Regions from separate parts of the Mus musculus genome. Here region 1 is linked to region 2. The links are chromatin contacts, found by Hi-C or POLR2A ChIA-PET in ENCODE. All regions are on one chromosome and are shown on one strand. The core of a region is the stretch at or near the end of the contact, and the rest is flanking DNA. Distances in the headings are between cores, read along the strand shown.

The links. Hi-C counts contacts between places; a loop is a spot of excess contacts on that map. ChIA-PET counts read pairs that join two places held with the same protein, here RNA polymerase II (POLR2A).
Region 1: a map of left cerebral cortex shows a loop between it and region 2 (4-fold over the local background). The contact joins the promoter of Wiz here to the promoter of Akap8 in region 2. A Hi-C loop is called at or near these places in 1 of 37 maps with a recorded cell type or tissue (left cerebral cortex). POLR2A ChIA-PET finds 5 or more read pairs at or near these places in 1 of 5 experiments (Patski).

What each region holds. Positions count from the first base shown.
Region 1 is chr17:32,385,110-32,392,303 of GRCm38, forward strand. Wiz (widely-interspaced zinc finger motifs) reads right to left here and starts at 2,708. Exons shown (of 11, transcript NM_001372227.1): 1 at 2,464-2,708. The coding sequence starts at 2,650. Rasal3 (RAS protein activator like 3) reads right to left here. Exons shown (of 18, transcript NM_001374604.1): 16 at 6,937-7,094; 17 at 6,227-6,290; 18 at 5,550-6,126. The coding sequence ends at 5,971.
Region 2 is chr17:32,319,142-32,325,533 of GRCm38, forward strand. It overlaps Akap8 (A kinase (PRKA) anchor protein 8), which reads right to left and starts at 2,097. Exons shown (of 14, transcript NM_019774.5): 1 at 1,944-2,097. The coding sequence starts at 1,962. Akap8l (A kinase (PRKA) anchor protein 8-like) reads right to left here. Exons shown (of 14, transcript NM_017476.2): 13 at 2,755-2,850; 14 at 2,283-2,644. The coding sequence ends at 2,351.

The sequences.
Region 1 (7,194 bases), core at 1,458-3,957, 67 kb after region 2:
CTTTACAAGCTAGGGCTTCTGTACTGATCTCCGTGCTTCATGTTGCTTCCTCCTCACTCTACGTCTTGGTTCATCTTCCCTGACCCAGATGAAGGGCTCCATGACAGCAGGGATGGCATGTGCTAGGCCCCTTCTTTACCACACTCTAGAAAGGTGGGTTCATAAATACCTGAGCATCATGAGAAGAGCTGCTACGCAATGTCAGATCAAGGAGCTCCAAAAGTGTAGAGGGGCCATAAATAAATAAAGGGCTCTGGGAATGGGGCTGAGTGCAAGAGTACATGCCTAACTTTTTGAGGCTCTGGGTTACAAACTCAGCAAAACAAAACACAAAACAAGAAAGAAAACAACAGAAAAGAGTGGGGGGTGGAAAGAAGAAAAATTACTCAAAAGCTTAAAAAGAAGCCTGGCATGGTGGCATACAGCTTTAATCCTAGCACTCGGGAGGGAGGCAGAAGCAGGTAGATTTCTGAGTTCAAGACCAGCCAGATCTACAGAGTGAGTTCCAAGACAACCAGGGAAGACGACACAGAGAAACCCTATCTTAAAAGAAAAAAAAAAACGCACAGCAGAATAAAACAAAAAAACAGGGAGTGACTGGAGAGATGCCTCAGTGTTTAAGAGAACTTTCTGCTCTTCCAAAGGAAGGGTTCAATTCCCAGCATTCACTTGGCAGTTCCCAACTGTCTGTAGTTCCAGTTGCAATGGATCTGATACCTTCTTCTGGCCCCTGCAGATGTTACATACAGGAGCTGCACAGATATATATGTGCACAAAACAACCATACACATAAAATAATAATAATGAAAAAGAAAAAAAACTTAAAAGGGAAGGCTGGGAAGCTCTGAAGTATCTCGGATTCCAGCTCCAGGTATCTAACAGCCCTGGCCTCTTCAGGCACCGGCAGTCACGTGCACATACCCACATACAGACATTCATTCATACCATAAAAATAATCAAAACTTAAAAAATAAGATGAGGCATGGAAATGTAGCTTAGTGGGAGAGTGCTTGCCTAACATGTAAAATGCACAAAACAAAATGCCAGGAGAAAGAACAAGTGAATGAAAGGGAAGTTAATTTAAAACTAAAGAGGGCCGGGCATGGTAGTTCACGCCTTTAGTCCCAGCACTCGTGAGGCAGAGGCAGGCGGATTTCTGAGTTCGAGGCCAGCCTGGTCTACAAAGTGAGTTCCAGGACAGCCAGGACTACACAGAAACCCTGTCTCAAAAAAAAAAAAAAAAAAAAAAAAAAAAAAAAAAAAAAAAAACCAACCAACCAACCAAACAAACAAACAAAAAAACCAAACAAACCAAAAAACAAAAAACCCAAAAAACTAAAGAGGAGGGCTGGGGCAGAACTCAATGGAACAGCTTTTGCAGAGTATGTGCAAGGGCCTACGTGCAATCCCCAGTTCTATAAAGAACAGAATAAAACAAAGAAGGAAGAGGGGTGTAAGGCCACACTACTGACTTCACCCCTCAGGGTTTTGAATTTCCCATTCCTAACATGAGATACTAAATAACGGAGGCTCTTCCGACAAAGGTTCTAAGTATGATGTGAATTGAGAAGACAAAGAACTTGGCATGTAGGAACCACAGAAGAGGTGCTCGGAATTTATTAGAAGGCCAAGTTTTGGGGGACCAGCCACACCAGATTCCTGTTAAGTCCTTAAACATACCAGGCTCCTCCCCTCTGCAGGGCCTTTGCCCATGCTGTCCCGCCACCTGCTGGGCACGTCCCACCACTCATTCTGTGCTGTGCCTCAAACACCACTGTGTCAGGTGGCTTTTCCTGGAGCGCCCAGCCATGGTCCTGGCACTCAGTTTAATATCTGCATAGCCTGCATAACCTGCCCTTATGACATCTGCTCAGTCGTTCCTTGTCCACCTTCCCTTCTGGAATGCCAACCCCTGGAGGACAGGGACTTTTGTCTCTTTATGATTATTTCCCCAGCACCCAGAACAGAAAGTGGCACAGCAGGTGCTCAGTGTTTAATAAACGAACAACAAATTGTGAGGTGGGGACAGTGTGAGCTAGCCTTGTATGGGGTAAATCAAGATGGAAAGAGGCAACTCGAATCTCCCCAGACTTTACCTTACCACTAGAGGGCACTCGCTCAGGAGCTCCACTCCATCAAGACTGCAAGAAGGAACAAGTGGGCTTTGGGCAAAGAGCTCAGGGTACTGACATGGGATTTGGATACAGCTGGTGTCCAGCTTAGAGAGGAAAGCCAGGACACTACAAGTATGAATCCCAGTTTCTTACATCCAGTCATGGGCTCCCAAGACATCTGTTTTCATAAGGGCAAACTGAAAAGCGGTACGTGGAGCACTAAAGGAGGCTATGTGCATCGAACAGAATTCCAATTGCAACTCAGCCCCTGCTGGGTGGGGTGACCTGACTCTCTCTGGGCCTGGGGGACCAAGTGGGAAGCTTCTTTAGGGCCACAGAGCCCTCTTACCAGAAATGCCACTTCTGCCATCCAGAATGTCTCGAGGGCCTTCTTTGGTGATTGGCAGGTAATGAGAAGATGGAAAGATATCACCTTCCCCCTCAGCAGCCTCAGCCCCACTCTCGATGTCCTCTCTTGGAGCGGGGCCTCGAGGATGATCCGGGGCAGCCAGGCCACCTGCCAGTAACCCCTCCATGGGTGCCAGCCGTGAATCTTCACTCAGTACCTGGCAGGTTCAGCAGGACATTGTGGGCCTGGAGACAAAGACAAGGAAGACCTTAAGAGAGTAAGAAGAGAATTCTGTTTGTTCTCCCCTCTCTCAGAACCCTAGTCCTCTCCTTCAAAGCCTATGGCCTCAGTTTGTCTCTTAGTTGAAGTGAGGGGTTAAGTGGTGTTGAGGTTCCATTCACTCCTATTATAATCCAATCACCTCTACTGGGAGCGAGTCTCAGTACACTAAAGCGTTCTCTTTCCCCAGCTTCTTCACAGCCTCCATTCACCACAGTTACACACGCACATTCAGTCACCTCAGCCCTCCCTCATCACTCCTTCCACCTCCACCTATTCCTCCCATGGCTCACTCACAGCTTCACCGTGTCCAGCTGCTTTCCTGTGACTGCATAACCTACAGCCATGCCTCCAGTTTCCAGGGTCCCCGCTCTCTCCCCAGTGCAGGGTCTCGAGGGCCCCCATCTTTGCCCTTATACTTTACTCACTTCTGTTGCCCCGTATCAATTACCCCTACACTTTTCCAACATTCACATCCTTCTCCCTACCCAGGAATGTAGGGTTATTAACCCCTTAGCCTCTCCACACGCTCAAGTGACCCCACCATTAACCCTTTCCCTTCTCTTAGCATGATCTCTCATGCATACCAAGCCTGGGCTCCTCCACCCTGCCACCTTCCAATAGTATTGCTTGCATCCTCCACCGATATTGGTTGTTCTGGCCCGAGGATGAAAAGGACCGATGGGGCTCCTGTTTCAGAAATAAGGACCCTGGGGGGGAGGAGGGCGATTGTCCTCTCCACCTATAAATACCTTCAAGGTAGAGCAGAAAGTGAAGGGCAGGAATGAGGCGCTCTCCCCAGGGAGATGGTGGTGAGGCCCGGCCCAGGCAACCGGGGCGGGGCCGGGGCTCCAGGCCTGGTAGCAGGCGTTGCCCTCGAGGGCCTGGGCGCTCCCGGGGGGCCCTACACAGGGTGGGTTGACAGTCTTGGCTGGAGGGGTCCCTGCCCAGGCCTGGAGAAAGCACCTGCGGGTGCCCACTCGGGTAGGCACTGCTGGCGGGGATCGGGCAGGACCGCAACTTCGGAGCACTTTGGCAGCTTGGGGAGGGGGCTCCAGTCCAGATGGTCGTTCCCTACCCCACCTCCCGCAGGGGTCGCAGAGGTAGGGGCGGCGCTGCGCGGACGCACCCTGCGGGGAAGCCAGGGTCCCCAGGATGCGCCCTTCGCCCGTGCACCTCGGGGCGGGAGACCCCGCGGGACGAGCTGAGGTGGGGGGGGAGACACCTGCCTCGAGACCCCCGATCCTCCCCCCACCTGTACAGCCCCGCCCCCTGCAGGCCCCGCCCCTGCAGGCCCCGCCCCTCCCCCGCCCCAGGGGGTCCCGCCCGGCCCGACCGGGCCCAGGCCTCCCCTCCCTGCTCCAGCTCCGCCCCGTCCGCGAGCTTCCCGGGCTGGGTCGAGCCTCACCGGGGGAGGCGTAGTCGCTGGCCGGGAACTCCCCTACTTCATAGGGCCGTCGCTGCCACTACAGCTGCTGCCCCTCTTGGTGCCGGTGCCACGGCCTCCGCAGCCACCGCTGCCTCCACAGCTCGGGGGACATTGTCCCTTTAAATCGCTCCCCCCCCCACCGCCCCGCCCCTCCCCCCCGGCGTGCCGACGTGACCTCAGCGCGACAGCCCCGCCGCGCCGCCATGATGAGGAGGTCTGCCCCCCCTTGTGCCACTTTGGGGGTGGGGTGGGGAATCCAACGGGCGCGCCGCCATATTGGGAGTGGCCAAGCAGGTCACCCTTAAAGGAGCCGCAGGACCTTAGCGTCTAGGGAGGGGCTCTGTTACCATGACAACATACTGTCCTCTGCACCCCACTGGTTCTTTCTATACTAGGTTTGTTAATAACATGTAGGTTTGTTAATAACAGGTGAGTTCACAGCAGGGAAACGTAGAAGTTTTCTCTCGGATCATTCATAGCTCATTGAGGACTCCACCCAGCATCAGTTCTTAGCTTTCAATCTCTGCCAGTCATAAGGTCAGTCGTCTTTCCTCGTTGTTTGTATTGGACGTAAACATCTCCATTACTTTACGTCTGTACCGAATGTTAAGCTCTCCTCCGCCTAGGTTTTGGGATCATGGCCTCCAGACTAGCCCATATACACACATCACAAACTGGTTGCTTTCTCCCATCCATTACCCATTTGTCCACCCATATATCTACATACTCAATCTGTCAACCTCTCAACAACACAATAAACAAATCACCTCTCTAAACACTCATCTATCCAAAAATCCACTTAATCTACCCACTCATATCCCATGTACTAGTCCATTGCTTCTCTATCCACAGTCAAGGGATTCAACAGTCCTACCAACATCCATCCATCCATACAGTCATCCATTAGTTGCATATTTGTCATCACCAAATGGTGACAGGAGTTCATGTCTGTCTACTTTATTATCTTCCCACGGCTCATTTGGGAGTCCCAAAAGACCTCAATAAATGTGAGGTGTGTGTGTGTGTGTGTATTTGATTACTCATTTAGTTCAAGTATTAATTTCCTATTAGCCTTCTCTAAGTAAATATATCCATTTTGATTAGAGATCTGCCTTAAACCAGGTCAAATGATCAGTGAAGTAGCTAACCTAGTCACCTGCCTATTGTCTCATCCACCTTACTCAACCAGCCATAAAACTCAACTGTATTCTCACATACCCTCCATCTGTCTCCCAGACTCATTGCCCTCCCTGCCATAACGTGCCTGGATTGTGATATGGCATCTAGAAAGATTCTGTTACTTGGAGCTTGAAATATTGGTAGGGGATGAGGTTGGATAGGTGGGTGGGAGGTCTGTGCTTCATGGAAAAGCAGGTGGTTCCCCCCAAAAATGATCAATACCCTTTATTGAATACCTTTAACTAAGAGTTTTCCACTATGTGGAGAATTTTTAGATACACTTTACAGAGGAGAGAATGGAGTCTCTTAAAGTGACAACCTTAGATCACACCAATTGTGAGGATCTGCTCATTATTTCCAACTTCAGGAGACTTCAAATTAGGTATGAATTTGGGAGACCTGAATGGAGAACTGGGCATTCTCTTGTATTAATCATTTGTAGGGGCAGAGAAACCGGTGATTTTCTGAAATGGATTTACTGGGCAACCTCACAGTTACCAGAGTGATTGACACCTCCCACTCTGTCCCCCACTGAAGGCCATGAAGGGCTGAGGCAGTCAGAAAATCCTCTGTAGTGGCTCTCTTGGCTTCCAGACCATATATGGAGTGGGGTGAAATGCTCAAGTGCCCATTGACAGATCAGCTCCATTGACACATGGTGCTTTGAGAGGCAGGGGCTGGCTCCGAGATCCTGGTGTTTTTGAAAGAAGTTGCAGGCTTTGGAGGCTATCCCTCAGCTGGTCCTGAGAACATTCCATCTCAGTCAGGCGCTGTTCCTGGGAAGGCAGTGGAAGTGGGTTTGAGGTTGGGGTGAAGGTTGGGGGTATATACCAAGCACACTCCCTACTCCCCTCCAGTCTCAGGCAAGAGTCTTACCAGACTTTTCAGCCTGTGGCTTCCGTTGCTTGGGAGACCACCCTTAGAATCCAACTTTGAGATACTGTGGGGGTCAGGGGCAAGAGAGTGGGCAAGTCAGAAACAGAGAAAGTCCCTTTCATCCTGAGTGCACTGCCAAGAATTCAGTGGGCAGGGCTTGGAGTGAAGTTGGGGTTTAGAGAGCAGGGCATAAGTATATCTGAAGCAAGGTTTGATTAGAGCTTGGCATAGCTAAGATGCAAAGACTAGCCAAGTGTAGTGGTGCAACCCTGTAACTCAAGGTGGGGGGTTGAGGCTAAAGCCCAAGAGGATGGAGAGAGAGTGCGTGGTTAGCCTGGACTACAAAGTTAAATCTAGTTTCACAGAAGGAACACACTGGGGTGGGGTGGGGTGATGGAATGCTTAATCAATTTGAAGGCTGAGACTGACCAATGGGCAGGAAGGGCCCAGATGGCCTAATCGGGTTATAAGGGGCTGGTTGAGGGGGTGTGAGTAAATAAAAGGACTAGTCAAAGACAGGTGTGAGATAGGCCCTGCAGGGAGAGGCTGCCAGGGCTTGAACTGGTAACTTGAGGGTGACACATCTAGGTTATAGAACTGTTAAGACCTAGAGGCGGGATGGTTTAGGCGGGGAGGGACTTTCTGGAAGAGATTTGGGCCATCCTGACCAAGAACCTGGGATAAGAGCTACTGTGAAGGGCAGGGCTCACCCAGCTCCCAGTCTGGAGTACAGATCCTGCAGCTGACAGCGGAAGTGCTCCTGCTGCTCCTTCAAGGCTTGGACTTGGGTACTCAACGACTCCACCAGAAGGGACAGAGCTTTCTGTGCCTCGCGGAATATAGCCACCTCACATTGTATCTCTGCTAGCTGTGGGAAGACAGTAGCTGTAATCTGACATTTCTTCAGGTCCCTTCCTCATTTTATCACATTTCTACCCTGTTGGGGAACTTGTAGGTCGGGGAAAATG
Region 2 (6,392 bases), core at 847-3,346:
GCGGGAAAGCTCAGAGTGCTGCCAGTTATGCCACGAAACTGGGAAACAAGCTAGAAATTCGGTGACATAAACGTTAGGCTTTGCTTCCATGTAACTAAACACTCAACACCCCAGCTTTCAAGCCTCCCTCTGACCTTCTAAGTCACCCCCTACAACACTCCTTTGAACAGAAAGGGAATACATTCTCTTCATTTGTGTTTTTGGAGCCTAGCATATAGTCCGATACAGTGGCACAGTCCCAGGCTGTCGAATGACTTCACTTTGACAGTGTTAATGGTTAGTTCCCTTTCCAGAATATCCCAAAAGCCCCACTGTAACACAGTCCCTTAAATGTGCTGACAGGCACTCAGTACGGCCATACCTAACTGCTACTTAGAAACCAGGGAGGGGCTGGCCAGATGGTTCAGTGGTTAATCGCGCTGACTGCTCTTCCGAAGGTCCCGAGTTCAAATCCCAGCAACCACATGGTGGCTCACAACCATCCCTAACGAAATCTGATGCCCTCTTCTGGAATGTCTGAAAACAGCTACAGTGTACTTACATATAATAAATAAATCTTAAAAAAAAAAGATTCTTTTTCTTCTTCTTCTTCTTCTTCTTTTTTTTTTTTTTTTTTTTGGTTTTTTGAGACAGGGTTTCTCTGTAGCCCTAGCTGTCCTGGAACTCACTTTGTAGACCAGGCTGGCCTCAAACTCAGAAATCTGCCTGCTTCTGCCTCCCAAGTGCTTGGATTAAAGGCATTCGCCACCACGCCCGGCTAAAAAAATTCTTAGTTAAAAAAACAAAAAAACCAGGAAGGCTGCAAATACCCTAACTGTATCTGTAAAATTATTGGCTGGTAGAAAGTGGGAGTCACCATGAAGTTCCCTAGACCAAAGAAGTATAGCAGGGTTGTGACAGGTATCTATCTGGTGGAAAGGCTAAGAATGGAAGACATAGATCTAGGATCCCAAAGGCAAAGAGCACTAGGCTGATACCCAAGCACACGTGTTCATCACACCTCAGGCCTCTCTGGCAAGTCCAATTCTAGGGATCTTGTTACTCTGCTGCCTCTCAAGATCCCTTCCTTAGCCGCCAGAAGCCACTAACCACTCCCTGTGCCCACTTCCAACCCCATTCCACATGTTCCAACTATCTCCTGCGGGTAAATCTCCGTACAGAGTCAAGGCCTCCCAGGAGATTAAAAGCAGATAGCTCGAGAACCGACGCCTAATTACGAAAAGTTGCTGACATTTAGGTTAGGAAAGGCAACGTTCCCGCTTCCGCAGACCCCCGTAATGTTACAGTCCAGAATCCCAGCCCCTCAGGCAGCACACCTCCCACGAGCACCTCACGCCGCGTACACTGCAGAGACCCAGCCAGGTTTTCCCAAAAAGCTGCACCGGGTGTAGCCGCAGTGCACAGCTGGGCCGATCGCGCGCTGCCCGTAAGCCTTCAGAAAAGCGAGCCCGGGGACACGAGCTCTCAAGGACGACCTGCGGAGGATGAGCTGAGACTCTCTCCTCGCTACGGCCGCCGCAACCCAGCCGGACCTCAACCCCCTCCACCCCCCGCTTCCTCAGCGTTCGCTTTAGCCCCGCCCCTGGAGCCGCCATTTTGTGGCGTCTTCGGAAGAGAAGGCGGGACTGAGACCGCTCGGGTCCTGGGGTCCCGCAGCGATGAGAGCCACTCGGCTTGCACAGTGAAAGCGGTCCAGAACGCATCCAGAAACCGGCCACAGCGTCGGCCTTCGCGCCTCATCCGCACCCCCCGCCCCGAGTCCTACCGGCCAATCCACGCGCGGCGCTTCGGGAACGATTGCGCAGAGGCCCAATAAGGGAAGCGCGCGCGTCCGGGACAACTCCACACAGAACCGGGCTGCGGCAAGTGCGTTCCGGCTGCAGGCTAAGCCCGAATACCACATGCGCCAGGGTCTCCCGTGGTGAAGAAGAGCCCACACTAACCTCCGTAGCCTTGCTCCATGTCTGCGACGCGACCCGCCAGCAGATCCTTGTCTTAGATTCGCTCAGAACGCATGCGTTCAACGTGCTGTCTGCTACTGGAAGACGAAGAGCGTACGTCTCTTTCTGGGCGCTACCATTGGTTGCTCAAATGGGCCCGCCCCCGCCGATCCGCCCAGCCTTCCGGGTTGCAAATCTACAGCATCTCGGGAGTTGTGCCTCAAGGGTAAGCTAGTGCGCAAGAGCGTCCAGGTCCGCGCACGCGTGAGCGGTTCTAGCGCGTTTACCCGCGCGCAGGCGCACTTCTAGGGGCCCGCCCTCACCACAGCACAAACGAAGACCTCAGATGGGAAAGCACTTTATTAGGCTGGACTTCCAGCCTCGGCCACGGGAGCCCTGCCGGGTAAGGGTTATGGACCCCCACCGCCCTCCTCGTCGTCTTCCATGTCGAGGCCCGGGATCCCGCGGATCTGACACTGCAGCGCTCCGCCCAGCAAGGGTACAGGGCTCTCCTCCTCTTCTGGTGGTGGCGGAGGTGGCGGTGTTGTAGTCCCTGGGGCGGGCTCCAGGGGCACGGGGGGCTGTGCCGGCACGCCCTCTGTGAGCTCTGTCGCTTCGCTTGGTGCCCCTTCATCCAGAGCGCCAGCCTCCACCTCGTCTTGTTCCTTTTCCTCCTCTGGGTTGTCAGTGAAAGGATTCTCGCCCTGTAGAGATGGATAGAGACTTTAATGGGAGGTAGGAATCACTGGGATAGAATGGGGACCAGGCTCACACAAAGGTCAGGACTAGGACAGTGCTTTCGCCTTTGCCTCACCTTCAGATATCGCTCCAGCTTCTTGCTAATGAGCTTGTTGTTGAGAATACTGCGGGCCACCATAAGCGAGGACTTCTTGGACTGCTCCATCATAAGCTATGGGCAGGGCAGACAGGGCTGGTGAGGCTGCTCTAGGAATCCAACAAACCCAGCTGAGGTTCAGATTCACCAATAACTAGTCCTAGTGTCTGTAAGTGACCTTGGGCGTAATTCCAGTCAGTCTGGACAGGCATGCAAGGAACTAGGATTCGATCTGATCACCCACACCTTATTTGCTGTTTGAAACCTGATCTGCTTACATAGAAACTATAGTAAGTACTGGACTTAGTGGCACAGGCCATGTAACTCCAGGACATTAAAGTGGAAGGCCTACCTGGACTACAGAGTTTAACGGTTTACATGGTTTGACTATGTCTCAGAAAATAAAAGACGGCTGGGAGCTAGAGAGATGGCTCAGCGTAAAGGACTTGTTAGTATTTCAAAGACTCAGGTTCATTTTCTGCCACCTACAAGGTGGCTGACAACAATCTCTAATCTAGTTCCCAGGAATATGAAGCCCTCTTCTGGTTACCACAGGCACCAGGCATGTGAATAGTGAGCATATGTGCAGGCAAAACATACAAGAAAATAAAAAATAAAAAAATAAAACGTAAAAAGGGGGAGGGGGCCAGCTGGAGATAATATAATAATTTGATGATAGAGTGCTTTCTTAGTATTCTTAAAGCCTTAGTTAGGTTCAATCCCCATATATATACACACACACCAGATGTAATAAAACTTATTAAAAGTAAAACGTAGGGCTGGGCTTGGTGGCCCATATCGTTAATCCCAGCACTTGGGCGGCTGAGGTAGGAGGGCAGATCTTCCTGAGTTCAAAGCCAGCCTGGTCTCAGAGCAAGTTCCAGGACACAGAAAAACCTTCACTGCCACCCCCCTCCCCTCAATTCCAGTGACAACAAAAAAAGTAAAATGTAAAAACAATAAAGGGTCTGGCAAGATGACTCTGGGTAAAAGCACAGCTTGGCAAATTGAACCCAATTCTAAGGTCACATACAATAAAGGAGAGAACCAACTCCTGCAAGTTGTCCTCTGACTTCTACACACATGCTACCTCCCGCCCTCCCACAGATACACAGACATACACATGCAGTCACCTAGGAGCAAATTGTTTAGAACCAGTAAAGAGGGTATAAAAACAGCCCTAGCAATGCACACCTGTAAGCCCATCACTTAAGAGGAAGAGAGGACTGCTGCAAATTCAAGGCCACTCTGACCTATAGAGTGAATTCCAGGACAGCTTGGACTACATAAGACTGCCAAAACAAAATGAGAATATAGATGAAACTATATTTAAATATTGTGCATCATTTTAACTCACAGGATTTGGATATGAAGAAATAATGGTAAAACTGAAAAGAGACACTTCTCTACTGGTGGAGCAACTGGTTATAGACTTGAAAAGCTATTTGATGGAATACACAAGAAATACAAATTTGCCTCAGTAATTCCTATCCCAAAGTTTTTTTTTTTAGTTTTTTTGTTTGTTTTTCTTCTTTCGAGACAGGGTTTCTCTGTGTAGCCTTGGCTGTCCTGGAACTCACAGGCTGGCCTTGAACTCAGAAATCCGCCTGCCTCTGACTCCCAAGTGCTGGGATTAAAGGCGTGCGCCACCACCCCCGGGCTCCTATCCCAAAGTTTAAGAACTAGAAATAGACCGGCTCCGCGGATCAGGGCCTCTGGCAGAATAGAAGACATTTATTCGATTCAGTGGGAAGCCTGGGCCTTTTGTTTTGTTTTGTTGAGACAAGGTCTTGCTATGGTAGCGTAGGAGGTTCTGGGACTTGTTTGGTTGTTTTGGAATTATTTTTTGTTTGAGATATTTTGTAGGCAAGGCTGGCCTGATCTCACTATGTAGTCCATGCTGGTCTCTCAGATTTGTGGCAATTTTCCTGCCTCAGCCTTCCAGGAACATTAGACTATGCCTGGTTTATAAACTGGCTCTGAACTTGGGATCCTCTTGATCTCCTAATGCTGGAATTGTAGATCTGTACTATCATATCTGAGTCATTCTGTCTGGAATCAACATGCTCGGTCATTTCTTCAGTCATAGGAGTACAGACATGATTATGAAACCAAAGAAAGAATGAAAGGGAATTGGTTCTCTCTCTCCAGCATGAGTGTCCCAGAGCTCAAACAGGCTGCCAGGCTTAGCAACAAGTAACTTTACCCACTGAGCACCTCACTAGACCTCACAGTTTTCCTTATATATTTTTTTCTATTACTAGGCTGAGTATACTCAAGTAGCAGATTAAGGTAAAGAATTAGAACACTACTACAGTTCCTCAGTAATTTTCACTGGCCGACACTGTCCTTTCTTACCCCTCTGTGTGTCCAGAAGTGGAATATAAACAGCTGTTTCCAGTTTTGGTCATAATGACCAAACATGAGAAATAATTAAAAACAAAACCCAGTGTTCCTACTTTCAGGTTGGTGTCATTGCTTAATTATCCAGTGCTTCCTTGACCTTGATCCAATAGTGACTTACACTATGGTGCCAACATTAAAACAACCAACTATACAGCACTCAGGCAGAAAATAGAGAGCCTGACCTGGTCAGTTAGCATACATATATAGTAATAGCTACTACAGAAGCAGAGGCAGAAAGATCAGGTGAAGCCAAAGGTTCCAGGTCAGGATAGGCAAAACAGATTCCCCTTACCTGCCTCTTCTCAGCACCAGTTGTTATATTTTTGCTGTTAGATAAAAAGAATGTTTGCTCTTCTCGTGCCACTGTCCTGGCTGTTAGCAACCCTGAGGACTCTGATGTGCACACTGGAAATAAATGCCTAGCATTGTTGAAGCCAAGCCCCCTTGGCTTCTAGACTGCCTGGACTGCTCAGGAAGATTTCTTTTCTTTCTTTCTTTTTTTCCCTTGGTTTTTTTGAGACAGGGTTTCTCTGTGTAGCCCTGGCTGTCCTGGAACTCACTTTGTAGACCAGGCTGACCTCGAACTCAGAAATCCGCCTGCCTCTGCCTCCCGAGTGCTGGGACTAAAGGCGTGCGCCACCATGCCCGGCACGAAGATTTCTTTTAATGATCAAGGTAAATCTAATTTTCTTCCTGGACTTCTAATTGTTTTTGTTTTTTTTTTACATTTAAAATTCCTAGAATTTAATACATGGTATGTAGCAAATTTATAAAATGTTTCAGGGCTGCAGAGATGGCTCAGCGGTTAAGAGCACTGACTGCTATTCCAAAGATCCTGAGTTCAAATCCCAGCAACCACATGGTGGCTCACAACCATCCGTAATGAGATCTGATGCCCTCTTCTAGGGTGCCTGTCTGAAAACAGCCACAGTGTACTTACATATAATAAATAAATAAATCATTTTAAAAAGTTTCAATATTTTTCTACTAAACTAAAATATAGGGCTATAATTCTGTTTTTTTGTTATTTTGGTTTGGTTTTGGATTTTAGAGACATTTCTCTGAATAGCACTGGTTGGTCTAGAACTCCCTCTGCAGACCAGGCTGATCTCAAACTCAAGAGATTTGCCTGCCTCTATCTTCTGAGTATTGGGATTAAAGGCTTGGGCCATCATTACCTAGCAATCCATTTTTTTTTTTAAAATAAATTT